2 separate regions of the Homo sapiens genome follow, and region 2 is linked to region 1. Evidence: read pairs that join two places in POLR2A ChIA-PET (ENCODE). Cell type or tissue: Caco-2. All regions are shown on one strand.

Region 1 (8,000 bases):
GCTGAAAATCACTGACATGAGAGTAATTGATTTATAGGAGAAAAGGTAGATAAATTTATTTAATATGTATATATGAGCACCTTTAGAATGAAGACCCAAAGATATAGGGGAAATTGCCAGTTATTTATTTATTTTTTTTGGAGATGGAGTCTCACTGTGTCTGCCAGGCTAGAGTGCAGTGGCATGATCTCGGCTCACTGCAACCTCCGCCTGCTGGGTTCAAGCAATTCTCCTGCCTCATCCTCCTGAGCAGCTGTGACTACAGGCACGCACCACCATGCCCGGCTAATTTTTTGTATTTTTTAGTAGAGACAGGGTTTCACCATGCTGGCCAGGCTGGTCTGGAACTCCTGACCTTGTGATCCGCCCGCCTTGGCCTCCCAGAGTGCTGGGATTATAGGCATGAGCCACCGCCCCCAGCCTGAAATCGCCAATTTTATGTTTATGTTTTACAAAGTATGGACAGCTGTGTAGAAATATGACTGGACAGAAGGGCATGCTCTAATGTTAACAGACTGAGTGGGGAAACCCAGGAAGGCCTGTTGAGATTCCTCCTGGCCTCTCTCATTCCTTCCTTCTGGGTATGGGGCAGGACCCTCTCTGGAATGGGGAGATCTTAGGACCTAAGTTAAATAAGGTAGGTCAGATAATTTTTTATGGCCAGTTTTTACATACAGTAATTTTAGGTTTTATGGCTGGCTTTGGGGAAAAGAGGTCCTGGTTTTTATAGCTGGCCTTGGGGGAGAATGGGACCCAGCAACAGGAGGACAGGAGAGGGTCAGAGAAAAACTTCTGCTTCTGAGGCTGCTACTGAGGCCTTCATTTTAGGGTATTGTCTTCTGAGCCCCAGCATTCCTCGGTGTGAAAAATTTTAAAGAAATTTTATAGTCCAGAAATTGAGTTGGTGAATTGTCTTATAAGCCATGGAACTAGTCTCTTAGTCCTGAGAATAGGCCAGTCTAGTTAAATAGTTATTAGTTGTGTCTAATTTTAGGCAGTGTGTTGCAGATGGGCTTCCACCAAAGCCAGGCCTCTATATGATATGAGTAATCAGTTATTTAGTAAGAGGCATTTTTGTCTCAAAAAATAAATAAATAAAAATATATGAATAAATGAATGTATGTTTCTTATCAGACTACGTCTGTTCTATCATTAATTCCAGAAGGGAGGAGGGTCTGGTTCCCCCTTCCCATCATGGCCTGACCTAGTTTTCAGGTTAATTTTAGAACACCCTTGGCTGTGAGGAGTGGTCCATTCGGATGGTTAGGGAGCTTTAGGATTTTACTTTTGGTTTACAAAGTAATGTGAATTAAACAGACATTTGAGTTAAAGTTTTTATTTTTTAATAAAATATTTGATTTAAGCATTTTTTTAACTGAATTAATTAGAGCTCTTTTATATATTTTGATAATGGAACATTACATACACAGGCACATATAAATATATAGACACATAAACAGAAGTAGAGCTTATAGATTTATACTTTTTTTTTTTTTTTTTTTTTTAATGAGACAGGTTCTCCTTCTGTCATCTAGGCTGGAGTGCAGTGGTGCCATCACAGCTCACTGCAGCCTTGACCTCCAAGGCTCAAGCAATCCTTCTACCTGACTGGCTAGCTGGGACTACAGGCGCGTGCCACCATGCCTGGCTAATTCGTGTATTTTTTGTAGATATGGGGAGTTTTACCATCTTGCCCAGGCTGGTCTTGAACTCCTGGGCTCAAGAAATTTTCCTAACTTGACCTCCCAAAGTGTTGGAATTACAGGCATGAGGCACTACGCCAGACCAGATTTTTTATTTGTCAGTTTCTAGGTAGTTTTCCCCAACTTCAGACTATCAATTTTTAAATTATCTGTTTTATGTCTTAATTATTAACTAGGCAACTCTAAACTTGTATCTCTAAGACATGACTTTTAGATGAAATAAGGTAGAAAATGTATATTTCAAAGGCATAGAATTTAGATCTAAATAAAGGTAAAGTTATCTAAATTTTAAGCCATTGTCTTTTCTATTCTAAAAGGTTTTGGAGGTTTGGGTGTAGAGAGGGAGATGCCTTTACAAATGGAATTTTTGTTGTTGTTTTTGTTTTGAGACGGAGTCTTGCTCTGTCACCCAGAGTCTCGCTCTGTCGCCCAGGCTGGAGTGCAGTGGCACGATCTCCGCTCACTGCAACCTCTGCCTCCCGGCTTCAAGTGATTCTCCCACCTCAACCTCCTGAGTAGTGGGGATTACAGCTGTGTGCCACCACGCCCAGCTAATTTTTGTATTTTTAGTAGAGACCGAGTTTCACCATGCTGGCCAGGCTGATCTCGAACTCCCAACCTCAGGTGATCCGCTCGCCTTGGCCTCCCAAAGTGCTGGGATAACAGGCATGAGCCACTGCACCTGGCCTTTTCTGAGTTTTTTAAGGAGTCTGAGTCATTAGAAGTCTTTTCTAGATTTTTTAAAAATGTGGTATTGAAGATGGCAAAGAGGAAGGAGGAATAGGGTGGAGTAAAAGTAAATGGGAGGATAGTTTTTAAGAAAGGAAGTGAATAGAGACATCAAACACATTTTAAAAAAAAGATTTTAGTCTACTGAACAAAATTTTTTAAAATAGGATTTAAAGAGAAAACACAGAAGGCTTTAAAAATATACACATAGCTTGAATATTAGCTTTTAATTAAGCTGACTTCTAACCATGGAGCTCTTTAACAAAAATTCTTTTAAATTTGTCTCTCTCCTCCTTTAAAACTTTTTGTAGAGATGGGGTTTCGCCCTGTTACCCAGGCTGGTCTCAAGTCCGGGCAACTTCTGGGCTAAAGTGATCTGCCTGTCTCGGCCTCCCAAGTGATAGGATTACAGGTGTGAGCCACTGCGACTCACCTTAAATCTCTTGTTACCAGATTTTAGTTGGGACAAATGCTGATATTTTAAAAGTCACATAAATATTAAGCCGAAAAGGACTGATTTCTGATTAGGAAGGAAACCCTAAGCCACGGTGGGAATTTTAATTATTAAACTGTAAAATGGAGCAGCCTCCATTGTTAATTTTGTATGGAATCCAAAGTGGCAGTTTGAGTGTAATTGTTTTAGGTCAGGTTTTTGTGCTTTAATTTAATCAAGACAATTGTTAAGGATAGCTGTGACACTATTATGTGTCCTTTTAATTTGATCTATCAATTCTTTAGAACAAGTAATTTTTTTAAATTTAGGAATTTTAGTCTAAAGGATTTATCTTTTGGCCATTGACAATTAGAATTTTTAATGGGGTATTTAATTCCAATAGCAACTTAATCCAAAGTTTTCTTTATGTCAAAGAAAACAGAAGCCCAGGAGGGATGAGACCTTGTAAGACAAAACTCCCCTAGGAGCTTGGAATGTTTGAAAATACATGTGTTGGGCTCCCAATCTTTTCATACTGGCTGTGATGTTACCTGAAAAATCACATCCTTTGGATGGTGGAGACCAAGCGGGAATATCCCCATCTAGTCACGTCATGCTCTCAAGGACATGAGACAAGAGGGAAACCTCTCACCCTGTTTTTATTTCAGGGACTGGCAGCAAAGTTTGTCATAACAGAAGTCAGCATAACCAGAACCACGAAACTGACCAGTTTGCAGGGCCAGTTCAAACAGTGGGTTGCAGGCCTGTTCTACCCTAGGGTACCCCTCCTTATGACAGAACACCAAAAGACAAGACAAAAACGAAGGAAAACGGCAACAACAAAAAAGCTATTTCTGAAAGGAAAATGGCAACAACAACAACAAAAGCTATTTCTGAAGGGAATGGGGTCAAACTATGAATACTTATACCACAAAGTACTAAAAAATATATCAGACTCACTATACCAAGGTTAGTCACACACAAAACCTGTTCTCTCATTAATCTTACATTTGGAAAGGAAAAGGGAAACAATGATTTTTACTGTCCACTCATCCAGAGTCCACAGAGAGAGGAAAACTGGAAAACTGGGAGTCTGGCAGGAAATTCTCACTCCTCTGCTGGCTTGCCAGGTTCCTGTATTTCCTTCTCTGTGGCTTCCAGAAAAGCACAATAGCTTTGGTGGTCTTATTTGTGATGCCAAACTGTGGTCTTGGCCCCCTAAAGTTTCAGTGAAAATCACTGACATGAAGCAGATTAATAGGGAAAAAGGCATACAAATTTATTAAATACGAATGGGAGCCTTTAGAATGAAGCCTTGAAGCTATAGGGGAAATTGTCTATTTTTATGTTTAGGTTTAACAAAGTATGGACAGCTGTGTAGAAATATGACTGGACAGAAAGGGCACGATCTAATGTTAACAGACTGAGTGGGGAAACCCAGCAAGGCCTGTCTGTTGAGATTCCTCCTAGCCTCTCTCATTCCTTCCTTCTGGTGTGGGGCAGGACCCTCTCTGGAATGGAGGTTTTATGACCTAAGTCAAATAACGTAGGTCAGATTTTTTTTTTTTTTTTTTTTTTTTTTTTTGAGCTGGAGTCTCTCTGTCAACAGGCTGGAGTGCAGTGGCGTGACCTTGGCTCACTGAAACCTCCGCCCCCTGGGTTCAAGCCATTCTCCTGCCTTAGCCTCCTGAGTAGCTGGGATTACAGGGGTGTGCCACCACGCCCAGCTAATTTTTGTATTTTTAGTACAGACAGGGTTTCACCTTGTTGGTCAGGCTGGTCTCAAATTCCTGACCTTGTGATCCACCTGCCTCGGCCTCCCAAAGTGCTAGGATTACAGGCGTGAGCCACTGTGCCCGGCCTTTTTTTTTTTTTTTTTTTTTTAGGAAGTTGTATTTTGGGCTTTTTAACTAGCTTGTTTTTTAATTAGATTATTGCCTTTAGGGTGGAGCCCTTTAATAAAAAGGGGGAAGAAAACATAGGTTTTAGGGCCTCATATTTAAATGGGTAAAGCAGGCATAGCTGGAAGGCAGAATACAGAACCCCCCTAATCAAGGATCTCATTTTTATATTGAATCCTAGGCCCCCCAAAAGAGGGAAATGTCATGGGACGAGATGTGTGGCATTTTTATCGAGTGCCCCACTGTAAAGATGCTCCCCCAAGGCTGGCAGGCAGCCCAGTGCCGATTAGCCCACTCTGTGCTTAGTCTTTTTTTTTTTTTTTTTTTTGAGGTGGAGTCTTGCTCTGTTGCCCAGGCTGGAGTGCAATGGCGTGATCTCGGCTCAATGCAATCTCTGTCTCGTGGGTTCAAGCGATTCTCCTGCCTCAGCCTCCCAAGTAGCTGAGATTACAGGCACCAGCCACTATGCTCAGCTAATTTTTTGTATTTTTAGTAGAGATGGGGTTTCAACATGTTGGCCAGGCTGGTCTCGAACTTCTGACCCCAAGTGATCCGCCCGCCTCGGCCTCCCAAAGTGCTGGGATTACAGGCGTGAGCCACCATGCCTGGCGTGCTTAGCCTATTTTTAATGGGAGTTTCATCCTCAATGGTGAGTGCTTTCATTGTCTTTAGGTGCCCCAGACCATGTTTTTAAAAATTTAAATGCACGAAGAAATAAGTAGCCCTGTATAGTAGTAATACTTTGTTGTGAATAACTGTCATAAGTCATCTCTAAAACTGTATTTTTTATCTAGTTATTATATATGACTAGCTATATGTCTAGTTTTTTAAATAATACAAAGTAATTTATTTTTGGCATCCTCAAAAACCAAAGAGATTAGGTAATGTAGTGTAGAAGAGAGCAGAGCTTTAGACCTGAGAAGAATCTGCCCATGACTCGTGAAACTCCACAACGAAAGTAGGAGACCCCAAAAAAGGGGTGAGTGTCATCTTTTCTGAATTTTTTTTTTTTTTTAGATGGAGTCTTGCTCTGCCACCAGGCTGGAGTGCAGTGGTGCAATCTCGGCTCAGCCTCCCGAGTAGCTAGGATTACAGGCACGCGCCACCATGACCAGCTAATTTTTGTATTTTTAGTAGAGACAGCGTTTCACCATGTTGGCCAGGATGGTCTCGATCTCTTGACCTCGTGATCCGCCCGCCTCGGCCTCCCAAAGTGCTGGGATTACAAGCGTGAGCCACTGCACTCGGCCGGTCAGATAATTTTTTTGGCCAGTTTTTACATAGAGTAATTTTAGGTTTTATGGCTGGCTTTGGGGCAAAGGGGTTCTGGTTTTTATAGCTGGTCTTGGGGGAGAATGGAACCGAGTGACAAGAGGACAAGAGAGGGTCAGAGAAAAACTTCTGCTTCTGAGGCGGCTATTGAGGCCTTCATTTTGGAGTATTGTCCTCTAAGCCCCAGCAGTGTCAAACTGTACACAAACCATACACAGCAGCCAGCTCGGGTGCTGTTAGGAAATGGTCTCACTGCTGGGTCTGTGGGGTATGTGTGTGTCTGGGTGTGTGGCTACTGTCTGCATCCTCCTCCCCCCTACAGCCTCCCCGCCTCCCCTCCAGCCACCCTGGGATTGGTGACTCTCAGCCCCTCCCCTCAGCTCCCCTAGACCCTCCCAGAGCCTTTATCAGGGAGCTGGGACTGAGTGACTGCAGCCTTCCTAGATCCCCTCCACTCGGTTTCTCTCTTTGCAGGAGCACCGGCAGCACCAGTGTGTGAGGGGAGCAGGCAGCGGTCCTAGCCAGTTCCTTGATCCTGCCAGACCACCCAGCCCCCGGCACAGAGCTGCTCCACAGGTAGGCAAGTGGGAGAATGCTGGATGGACCAGAGCTGGCACCAGGGGACAGGAGCCAGCGTCAGGAGGGAATAAAGCAGATGGCAGCCTCTGATAGGGGAGCAGGGGACTGGGAAGGTGAGCACAAAGCACCTGTAGGGCCGAGAGCTGGTTGGTGTTTGGAGCCTGTGGCTACAGACTCATTCTTTCATACCAGAAAGTTTTTGCCTAAGTCTTGGGATTATCTAGTACTGGAAAATAGCATCCAGGATCCCTCCTCCAGCTGACTGAGGAAACAGACCAGTCCATGTCCTACAAATCTATCATCTTTCTTGGGAGCTAGAGTCCTCCTGGCACCACTATAGCATTGCACATCTCCTGGGGAGATATCTGATGGGGTAGCAGGGAAACTAAGCCCAAGGGCTGTACCCCCTTCTCAGAAATACTTTCCACCCTCTCTCCAGACCAGGGCTTGGACAGTGGAGTTGGGGGCTGGGGAAGCAGGGTCAAGCCAAGCTGCTGGTAATGAATGTCTCTTGTGTCTTCACCCATGCTGTATCTTCCTCTTCTCTCCTTTACCTGAGTCCTGTCCCTTTGCTCTCCCAGGCACCATGAGGATCATGCTGCTATTCACAGCCATCCTGGCCTTCAGCCTAGCTCAGAGCTTTGGGGCTGTCTGTAAGGAGCCACAGGAGGAGGTGGTTCCTGGCGGGGGCCGCAGCAAGGTAAGTCTCCCCTGGCAGAGTACTGGGGACATCACGGGAACTTGGGACTCTGCCTGTCTGGACAGCTGTAGTGAGGAAACTGGGGTGGGGGGGTTGTCCGTCAGAGGGCATTTTGCCTCCCTTTGGATTTCTTTGTTTCTCTGGTCCTTTCATGTTCCCACTGTCTCCAGGTGTGTTTGTGTCTCTGTATCTCTGCATGTCTTTGACACCTTGTACATAAAAGGTGCCCTACAAATATGTTGTTTGGTGGGTTGATTGATGGGAGACTTGGTGATTGGATGGTACTGTGAGGGGTGAGCTAGGGTGGTCTAAGGCTCTCTATAGTCTACCTCAGGTCCCTTTGCAAGGGACAGATCTCTTCTATTTCCTGGATGGTATGAAACAGTCAGAATTTCTTTCCCAAATGGTTATTTGTGTGCTATTTTACCTATCAGTTATGTGTATTGTTTTATTTTCAAAATGCAAATAAATTCCCTTATCTTTTGCTCATCCACCCCCAGTAACCTCAGGTGCTTCTAAGATCCCAACCCCTTCCTTCTTCTCTTTTCTCCCTTGCCCGCCTCTATCCTCTGCTTAGTCAGGATAGGAAAACAACAACAGCAAAAAAACCAGATTGAGCCTCGATTTCCACAGTTCCTTTACGAAAAAGAATAGGAATTGTCAGGGTAGGGGTACAGGGGGAG
Region 2 (8,000 bases), 79 kb before region 1:
TGGATTCTCCACAGTGCCCCCTCAGGTCCTTTAGGAAGGCCTGTCATGGACCAGGGAGGAAAAACCCCAGGCCTGGGGGTTGGCTCTGGAGATGCGTTCTCTGACATCCCTGAGGTTTTGGTCTGGGGGCCATCTGTCCTTCCTCTTTACCAGTGACTTGCATGACTCACCCAGGTTGTGTGTAAACAGAGCTCTGATTCAAAGTGACTTTGACCTGTTGGAAAAATAGTTCCTGGCCGGGCACAGCGGCTCATGCCTGTAATCCCAGTCTTTGACATGCCGGGGTGGGTGGATCACCTGAGGTCAGGAGTTTGAGACCAGCCTGGCCAACATGGTGAAACTCCATCTCTACTAAAAATACAAAAATTAGCCAGTTGCGGTGGCACATGCCTGTAATCCCAGCTACATGGGAGGCTGACGCAGGAGAATTGCTTGAACCCAGGAGGTGGAGGTTGCAGTGAGCTGAGATCATACCACTGCACTCAAGCCTGGGTGACAGAGCAAGACTCTGTCTCAAAAAAAAAAAAAAAAAAAGGCCAGGCATGGTGGTTCATGCCTGTAATCCCAGCACTTTGGGAGGCCGAGACGGATAGATCACCTGAGGTCAGGAGTTCGAGACCAGCCTGGCCAACATGGCAAAACCCCGTCTCTACTAAAAACAAAAAAATAGCCAGGAGTGGTCGTTTGCGTCTGTAATCCCAGCTACTCGGCTGAGGCAGGAGGTGAACCCAGGAGGTAGAGGCTGCAGGGAAGATGAAACCATTGCACTCCAGCCTGGGCAAGACTCTGTATCAAAAAAAAAAAAAAAAAAGGCTAGGTGTGGTGGCTCACACCTGTAATCCCAGCACTTTGGGAGGCTGAGGCGGGCGGATCACAAGGTCAAGAGATCGAGACCATCCTGACCAACATGGTGAAACCCCGTCTCTACTAAAAATACAAAAATTACCTGGGCATGGTGGCGCATGCCTGTAGTCCCAACTACTCGGGAGGCTGAGGCAGGAGAATCACTTGAACCTGGGAGGCAGAGGTTGCAGCGAGCCAAGATTGTGCCACTGCACTCCAGCCTGCCAACAGAATGAGATTCTGTCTAAAAAAAAAAAGAAAGAAAGAAAGAAAGAAAAAGAATTCCTGTTGCAAAAACTGAACAAAATCCCACAGGGACATGTGCAGTAATACCAGCTACCACGTGTTGACAGCTTATATGCCAGGCGCTGTGCTTAACACCTTATGTATGTTATCTCACTTAATCCTCCCAACATCTCTTTGAGGTAGATACTATTATTATCCCCATTTTACAGATGAGGAATCTGATGCTCAGAGGGTTATGTAGTTTGTTCAAGTTCCCAAAGCAGGTGAGTGCCATGGCTAGGAGAGAACCACATATTTCTGACTCTTGCTCTTTTATTTTATGTTATATTATGTTATTTTATGTTTTGGTTTTTTTTTCTTTTCTTTCTTTCTTTCTTTCTTTCTTTCTTTCTTTCTTTCTTTCTTTCTCTTTCTTTCTTTCTTTCTTTCTTTCTTTCTTTCTTTCTTTCTTTCTTTCTTTCTTTCTTTCTCTTTCTCTTTCTCTCTTTTTCTTTCTTTTGTGTGAGACAGAATCTTTAAAGAGAAGAAAGAAATGCTCATGTGACCAGAGGGTGTGTTAGCTAAAGGGAGCAAGACAGTCACACCCAGCAGGTTACCTTCCTTTGGGCGTCACCTCTGCCACACCTCCTTAGGGAGAGGGTGTAGCATAGTAGTTAAGAGGGGCTCCAGGGCCAGAATGCCTGGGTTTAAATCCTAGCTCTGCCTCTTACCAGCTATGTAGACCTGGGCAAGTCATTCGACGTTTTTGGACTTCCATTTCTTCATCTGTAAGATGGAATTATTATAATCCCTACTTCCATAGCCTGGTAAAGAGCAAATAAATATATGGAAAGGCTTGAAATAGTGGCTGGCACGTGTAAGCATTAGGATTGGTCGTTGTCATTGATGGAGTCTCAGGTTCGGTCTGATCCTCAGCCCTGTGATTCTGTCGTGAGGGCACTCACAGCTCACTGCCTGCCCTAAACAGGCTCCAGCTCTGGCCCTCCCTCGGCTCACACCTTTCCCCCTCTCCCCCTAGGAGATCCTGCTGGGCCGTGGCTTCACCTTTTGGCAGTGGTTTGATGGTGTCCTGGACCTCACCAAACGCTGTCTCCGGAGCTACTGGTCTGACCGGTGAGTCCCCACCCTGGGTAGTCTGAGCAGCCATACACCAGTCACCTCCATACTCACTGCCCATGCCCCATCCTCTCCTTCATCCCGGCCAGGCTGATCATTGGCTTCATCAGCAAACAGTACGTTACTAGCCTTCTTCTCAATGAGCCCGACGGAACCTTTCTCCTCCGCTTCAGCGACTCAGAGATTGGGGGCATCACCATTGCCCATGTCATCCGGGGCCAGGATGGTGAGGCCACCCCAGCCAGTCCTCTGTCTCTGTGCCTGTGCCCTCTGGGGTTTCTTCTGGGAATGAAATGTCCTGACCTTCCTGATGCCGATCCTGATCTTCAGGAAGTTCTTCCAGCTTCTCTTCTTCCTTCTGTGGTCTAAATGTTCACCTTCTCACTGTGAGCTCTGTGGGAACGGAGACTAGTGGGTCTCTCTCCCTCAGGAGCCCCACCCTAGGTCCTCTCTCCCTTGCCTTGGTGGAGTGAGAACAGGTCTTATGGTAGGGGTTGGGGAAGGGGAAGAAAGTCCGGACAGAGGGATCTCAGGGTCTCCTTCCTACCATAGGCTCTCCACAGATAGAGAACATCCAGCCATTCTCTGCCAAAGACCTGTCCATTCGCTCACTGGGGGACCGAATCCGGGATCTTGCTCAGCTCAAAAATCTCTATCCCAAGAAGCCCAAGGATGAGGCTTTCCGGAGCCACTACAAGCGTGAGCTGGAACTGGCAGCTCTGATTCCTTCCTGTCACCCACTTCCTCCCTGCTCCCCGCTGCCCTCCTCTCCCTGCCCGCGTGTCATCCTGATGTCACTCCCTATTTCATAGCTGTGCTTCTCTTACTTCCCCATGATCCATGCCCACCTTTTCCACCTCCCTTCCTCCCTAACCCCAGAGCACTCCATGGCTGTCTTTTCCTTCTCACAACAGCTGAACAGATGGGTAAGGATGGCAGGGGTTATGTCCCAGCTACCATCAAGATGACCGTGGAAAGGTGAGTGTGGTGGTATGGACAGTGGGTAGGTCAGGGGCTTAGTGCTTATCTGCAGGAAGGAGGGGTGGCATCAACCCTTGGTCAGTCACATGTACCTCCTTCCCTCCTCCAGGGACCAACCACTTCCTACCCCAGAGCTCCAGATGCCTACCATGGTGCCTTCTTATGACCTTGGAATGGCCCCTGATTCCTCCATGAGCATGCAGCTTGGCCCAGATATGGTGTAAGGAGCTGGAAAGACAGGAATGGGAGTGGTCTGTGCAGATGGGCTAATCTTAGCATGGGCAGCTGGGAGAGCTGGCACTGGGGGCTGAACAGGGAATCTTCCTTTCCATGAGAGGGACACCTGTTCAAAAGCAGGGTGTGGTGGTGTCCAGGAGAAGGGCTGGCATCAGGGGGTCTGTTTTCTTTCCCCAGGCCCCAGGTGTACCCACCACACTCTCACTCCATCCCCCCGTATCAAGGCCTCTCCCCAGAAGAATCAGTCAACGTGTTGTCAGCCTTCCAGGAGTAAGTGAAAAACCTCATGGGGATACCATCCCACTCTAAGGGGGTGGGCATTTGAATTGTTAGAAGAGGCTCTTCTGTGAGAAAGGAGCAGCAAATGCTAACAGCCTGTCTTCTTCTCTTCTGTCCACTCTAATGAGGGGGTAGTAGTTAAGATCTGGACTGCCTAGGTTTGAATTCTAGCTCCACCACTTACTGGTTTGGGGCAAATTACTTAGCCTTTGGTGCCTTATCTGCACAATGGGGGATAATAATGCTAATAATAATAACCTACCTCACTGCATTATTGTGGAGATTAAATGAGTTCATAACACTTAAAAAGCTGAGCATAGTGCATGGCTCATAGCAAAAGCTGTGTAAGTCCAGTCGTGGATCACTTAATGAAGGAGCATTTTCTGTCTTTGGCAGTTTCATAATTATGCGAATACCATTGAGTATAATTACACAAACCTAGATGGTATAGACTACTATACACTGAGGCTATATTGTGTAGCCTATTGATCCTAGCTTTAAACCCGAGCAGCATGATACTGTTCTGAATAGTATAAGGAAATAGTAACATAATGGTAAATATTTGTGTGATAGGAATTTTCAGCTTGATTATAATTTTTTTTTTTTGAGACAGGGTCTCACTCACTGGAGTGCAGTGGTGCGATCTTAGCTCCCTGCAACCTCCGCCTCTTGGGCTCGAGCAATCCTCCTGCTGTAGTGCACCACGACACTCGGCTAATTCTTTTTTAAGATTTTTCTGCAGACAAGGTCTCACTTACTGCCCAAGCTGGTCTCAAACTCCTGGGCTTAAGTGATCCTCCCACCTCGGCCTCCCAAAGCGTTAGGATTACAGGCGTGAGTCACTCTGCCTGGCCTTGATTATAATCTTATGGGACCACTGTGGTCTGTAGTTGACAGAAATGTCGTTAATGTGGTGCATGACTGTTATTATTATTTTCTGTCCTGCCCCTGAGAGCCACTGTCACTTCTCTGCTGTATTGGTTTTTGTTTACTCATCTGTTTTGGCCTTGAAATGGCCTAGACATTTTTCTTCCCGAAGTATGACACTCGGGTGCTTATTAACTTAGTCAAGACACAACATCTCCCTTCCCAGAAGGTGAGGCGGGAGTGAGGACTTGGGGACTTAAGAACTACCAAAGTTCAGAGTCCAAAGAAACATTAGAAATTGGCTAATCCACCCCCATAACACGCACATTTTACAGATGAGAAGACTGAGCTCAGAGCATAGAAATAGCTTGCCCAGGCCATGACTAAGTCAGGATAAGGAGCTGGAGCTTGTTTCCTCACTCAGTGGTCCTGACTTTGCACCACTCTGCATTTGCCTAGCCTGCCTTCCTCTAACTGTGCTCTCCCTACTTCCAGGCCTCACCTGCAGATGCCCCCCAGCCTGGGCCAGATGAGCCTGCCCTTTGACCAGCCTCACCCCCAGTGAGTGACAAAGCCCCTCCTGACCCCATGTGCCTCTTCTTTCCTGGCCTTGCCCCGCTCTCCTTATTTCCATTGCTGGTTCCTGGCAGGGGCCTGCTGCCGTGCCAGCCTCAGGAGCATGCTGTGTCCAGCCCTGACCCCCTGCTCTGCTCAGATGTGACCATGGTGGAAGACAGCTGCCTGAGCCAGCCAGTGACAGCGTTTCCTCAGGGCACTTGGTGAGTGGCAGCTTGGGAGTGGAGGCTGGGTGGCATCTAGGGGAGTGGGCGCCATGCCTACTCCACTGCTTCTCCCATCTCCTTGCAGGATTGGTGAAGACATATTCCCTCCTCTGCTGCCTCCCACTGAACAGGACCTCACTAAGCTTCTCCTGGAGGGGCAAGGGGAGTCGGGGGGAGGGTCCTTGGGGGCACAGCCCCTCCTGCAGCCCTCCCACTATGGGCAATCTGGGATCTCAATGTCCCACATGGACCTAAGGGCCAACCCCAGTTGGTGATCCCAGCTGGAGGGAGAACCCAAAGAGACAGCTCTTCTACTACCCCCACAGACCTGCTCTGGACACTTGCTCATGCCCTGCCAAGCAGCAGATGGGGAGGGTGCCCTCCTATCCCCACCTACTCCTGGGTCAGGAGGAAAAGACTAACAGGAGAATGCACAGTGGGTGGAGCCAATCCACTCCTTCCTTTCTATCATTCCCCTGCCCACCTCCTTCCAGCACTGACTGGAAGGGAAGTTCAGGCTCTGAGACACACCCCAACATGCCTGCACCTGCAGCGCGCACACGCACGCACACACACATACAGAGCTCTCTGAGGGTGATGGGGCTGAGCAGGAGGGGGGCTGGGTAAGAGCACAGGTTAGGGCATGGAAGGCTTCTCCGCCCATTCTGACCCAGGGCCTAGGACGGATAGGCAGGAACATACAGACACATTTACACTAGAGGCCAGGGATAGAGGATATTGGGTCTCAGCCCTAGGGGAATGGGAAGCAGCTCAAGGGACCCTGGGTGGGAGCATAGGAGGGGTCTGGACATGTGGTTACTAGTACAGGTTTTGCCCTGATTAAAAAATCTCCCAAAGCCCCAAATTCCTGTTAGCCAGGTGGAGGCTTCTGATACGTGTATGAGACTATGCAAAAGTACAAGGGCTGAGATTCTTCGTGTATAGCTGTGTGAACGTGTATGTACCTAGGATATGTTAAATGTATAGCTGGCACCTTAGTTGCATGACCACATAGAACATGTGTCTATCTGCTTTTGCCTACGTGACAACACAAATTTGGGAGGGTGAGACACTGCACAGAAGACAGCAGCAAGTGTGCTGGCCTCTCTGACATATGCTAACCCCCAAATACTCTGAATTTGGAGTCTGACTGTGCCCAAGTGGGTCCAAGTGGCTGTGACATCTACGTATGGCTCCACACCTCCAATGCTGCCTGGGAGCCAGGGTGAGAGTCTGGGTCCAGGCCTGGCCATGTGGCCCTCCAGTGTATGAGAGGGCCCTGCCTGCTGCATCTTTTCTGTTGCCCCATCCACCGCCAGCTTCCCTTCACTCCCCTATCCCATTCTCCCTCTCAAGGCAGGGGTCATAGATCCTAAGCCATAAAATAAATTTTATTCCAAAATAACAAAATAAATAATCTACTGTACACAATCTGAAAAGAAAGACGCTCTAACTGCTCAGATAGGTGCTGCGGTCCAGCCCCCAGCTGGAGGAGACCCTGAGTCCAACCCAGGCCTCCCGAGGGGGCCAGTGAAGGGATCCCACACCCACCGCCCCTATGTAGGGCAGGGAAGAAATTGCAAAGGACTTGGGGGATAGATGGGAATGGGAGGGCAAACTGCAGCACTTGTTAAATTAATTAAAGAAACAAACCAGAAGCACAAAAACGGGGAAGGAGAGGGGAGAAGGAGCAGGTCCAGTGTTCCCAGGCCCCCAATTCTGGGGGCAAATGTTGCCACTTTTAGCTGGACCTTCCCAGGGAAGTCCCCCTTTCCCCCTTGTCCAAACTGAGTCCAACTGCTCACACCACTGGTGCAAACCTAAAGAGAATGGGAGTGTGTTGTGTGAGGGAGGGGAAAACCCCAGATGCCCTGGAGGCAGAGTCCTTGCCCCCTCGCTCTGGGCAGGGGTGAGGGCACCACGCACCCTCCTTGTGTCCTCTCTCCAGGCCTCTGCTTGTTATTGCTTGAAGCCCCACAGTCTTATGCCCATGGAGCAGGTGGGGAGGCAGGAGAAGGGCAGAGGAAGGATCCAGGGTTGTGACTAGATTCCGGGGATGGAGAGCGTGGGGGTCTGTGTGAGCCAGAAGTCTGAGGTCCTGGGTCTGAAGACACCAGTCCAACCCTCACTGCCGGCTGGCCTCAGCCTCCACTTTCACGCTGCTCCTGCGACCCTCCACCAGCGCGGGATGGGGTCCTGGGGCAGGACATCTGTCCAGCAGCCCTTCCTCGAACTCTGCAGGGAAAAGGGGGCAGTTAGGAGACTGCAGGGTGACTGGCTGCAGACAGAGGTGGTTGGGAACAGAAGCAGGGGCAAAGAAAGCTGTGAAGATGGGCTCAGTTTAGGTTTATTGAATTACTGCCTCCTGCCCACTGCATGTGTATGGGGGGTTCCATTCCCATGTGTGTGAGCCCCCTCCCCTCCCTGGCTGTGCGTAGCTCTGTCTCTGTCTGTCTCTCTCTCTTTCTCTCCCGCCTCCTCGGTTGCGCTGGAATTTCTGGTTCTGTCAGGAGCTGCGGGGGTGGTTTGGCTCTGACCTCTCCCCTCCCCCCTTCCCAAGCTCTGCCACCCCCACTCATCCCTGGCCCCCTCCCAGGCCCCTCCCAGGCCACTCTACCATGGCCCCCCAAGTTTTTTGGTAGCCAAATC

Evidence for each region. ChIA-PET counts read pairs that join two places held together with the same protein. Peaks named below come from ENCODE experiments on the same cell type or tissue, not always from the same donor. Only the 100,000 strongest peaks of a DNase experiment are listed, where the experiment ranks them.
Region 2: POLR2A ChIA-PET joins it to region 1 with 11 read pairs; 8 of 35 experiments call an interaction of 5 or more read pairs at or near these places.

What each region holds. Positions count from the first base shown.
Region 1 is chr12:57,015,001-57,023,000 of GRCh38, reverse strand. TAC3 (tachykinin precursor 3) reads left to right here and starts at 6,472. Exons shown (of 7, transcript NM_013251.4): 1 at 6,472-6,614; 2 at 7,199-7,317. The coding sequence starts at 7,204. In Caco-2, no CTCF peak of the experiment used is centred here; DNase peaks (open chromatin) are centred at 4,370 and 6,376.
Region 2 is chr12:57,094,198-57,102,197 of GRCh38, reverse strand. It overlaps NAB2 (NGFI-A binding protein 2), which reads right to left. Exons shown (of 7, transcript NM_005967.4): 7 at 6,722-7,586. The coding sequence ends at 7,477. STAT6 (signal transducer and activator of transcription 6) reads left to right here. Exons shown (of 22, transcript NM_003153.5): 14 at 2,108-2,202; 15 at 2,295-2,431; 16 at 2,758-2,904; 17 at 3,120-3,183; 18 at 3,296-3,406; 19 at 3,601-3,693; 20 at 5,065-5,130; 21 at 5,220-5,348; 22 at 5,437-6,790. The coding sequence ends at 5,626. Among named protein-coding and RNA genes, the nearest start is that of NAB2, 9.1 kb to the right of the region's middle. RefSeq lists enhancers at 1-373, 1,656-2,178, 5,758-5,877, 5,555-6,391, 6,936-7,466 and 2 more and a silencer at 7,893-7,962. In Caco-2, no CTCF peak of the experiment used is centred here; a DNase peak (open chromatin) is centred at 157.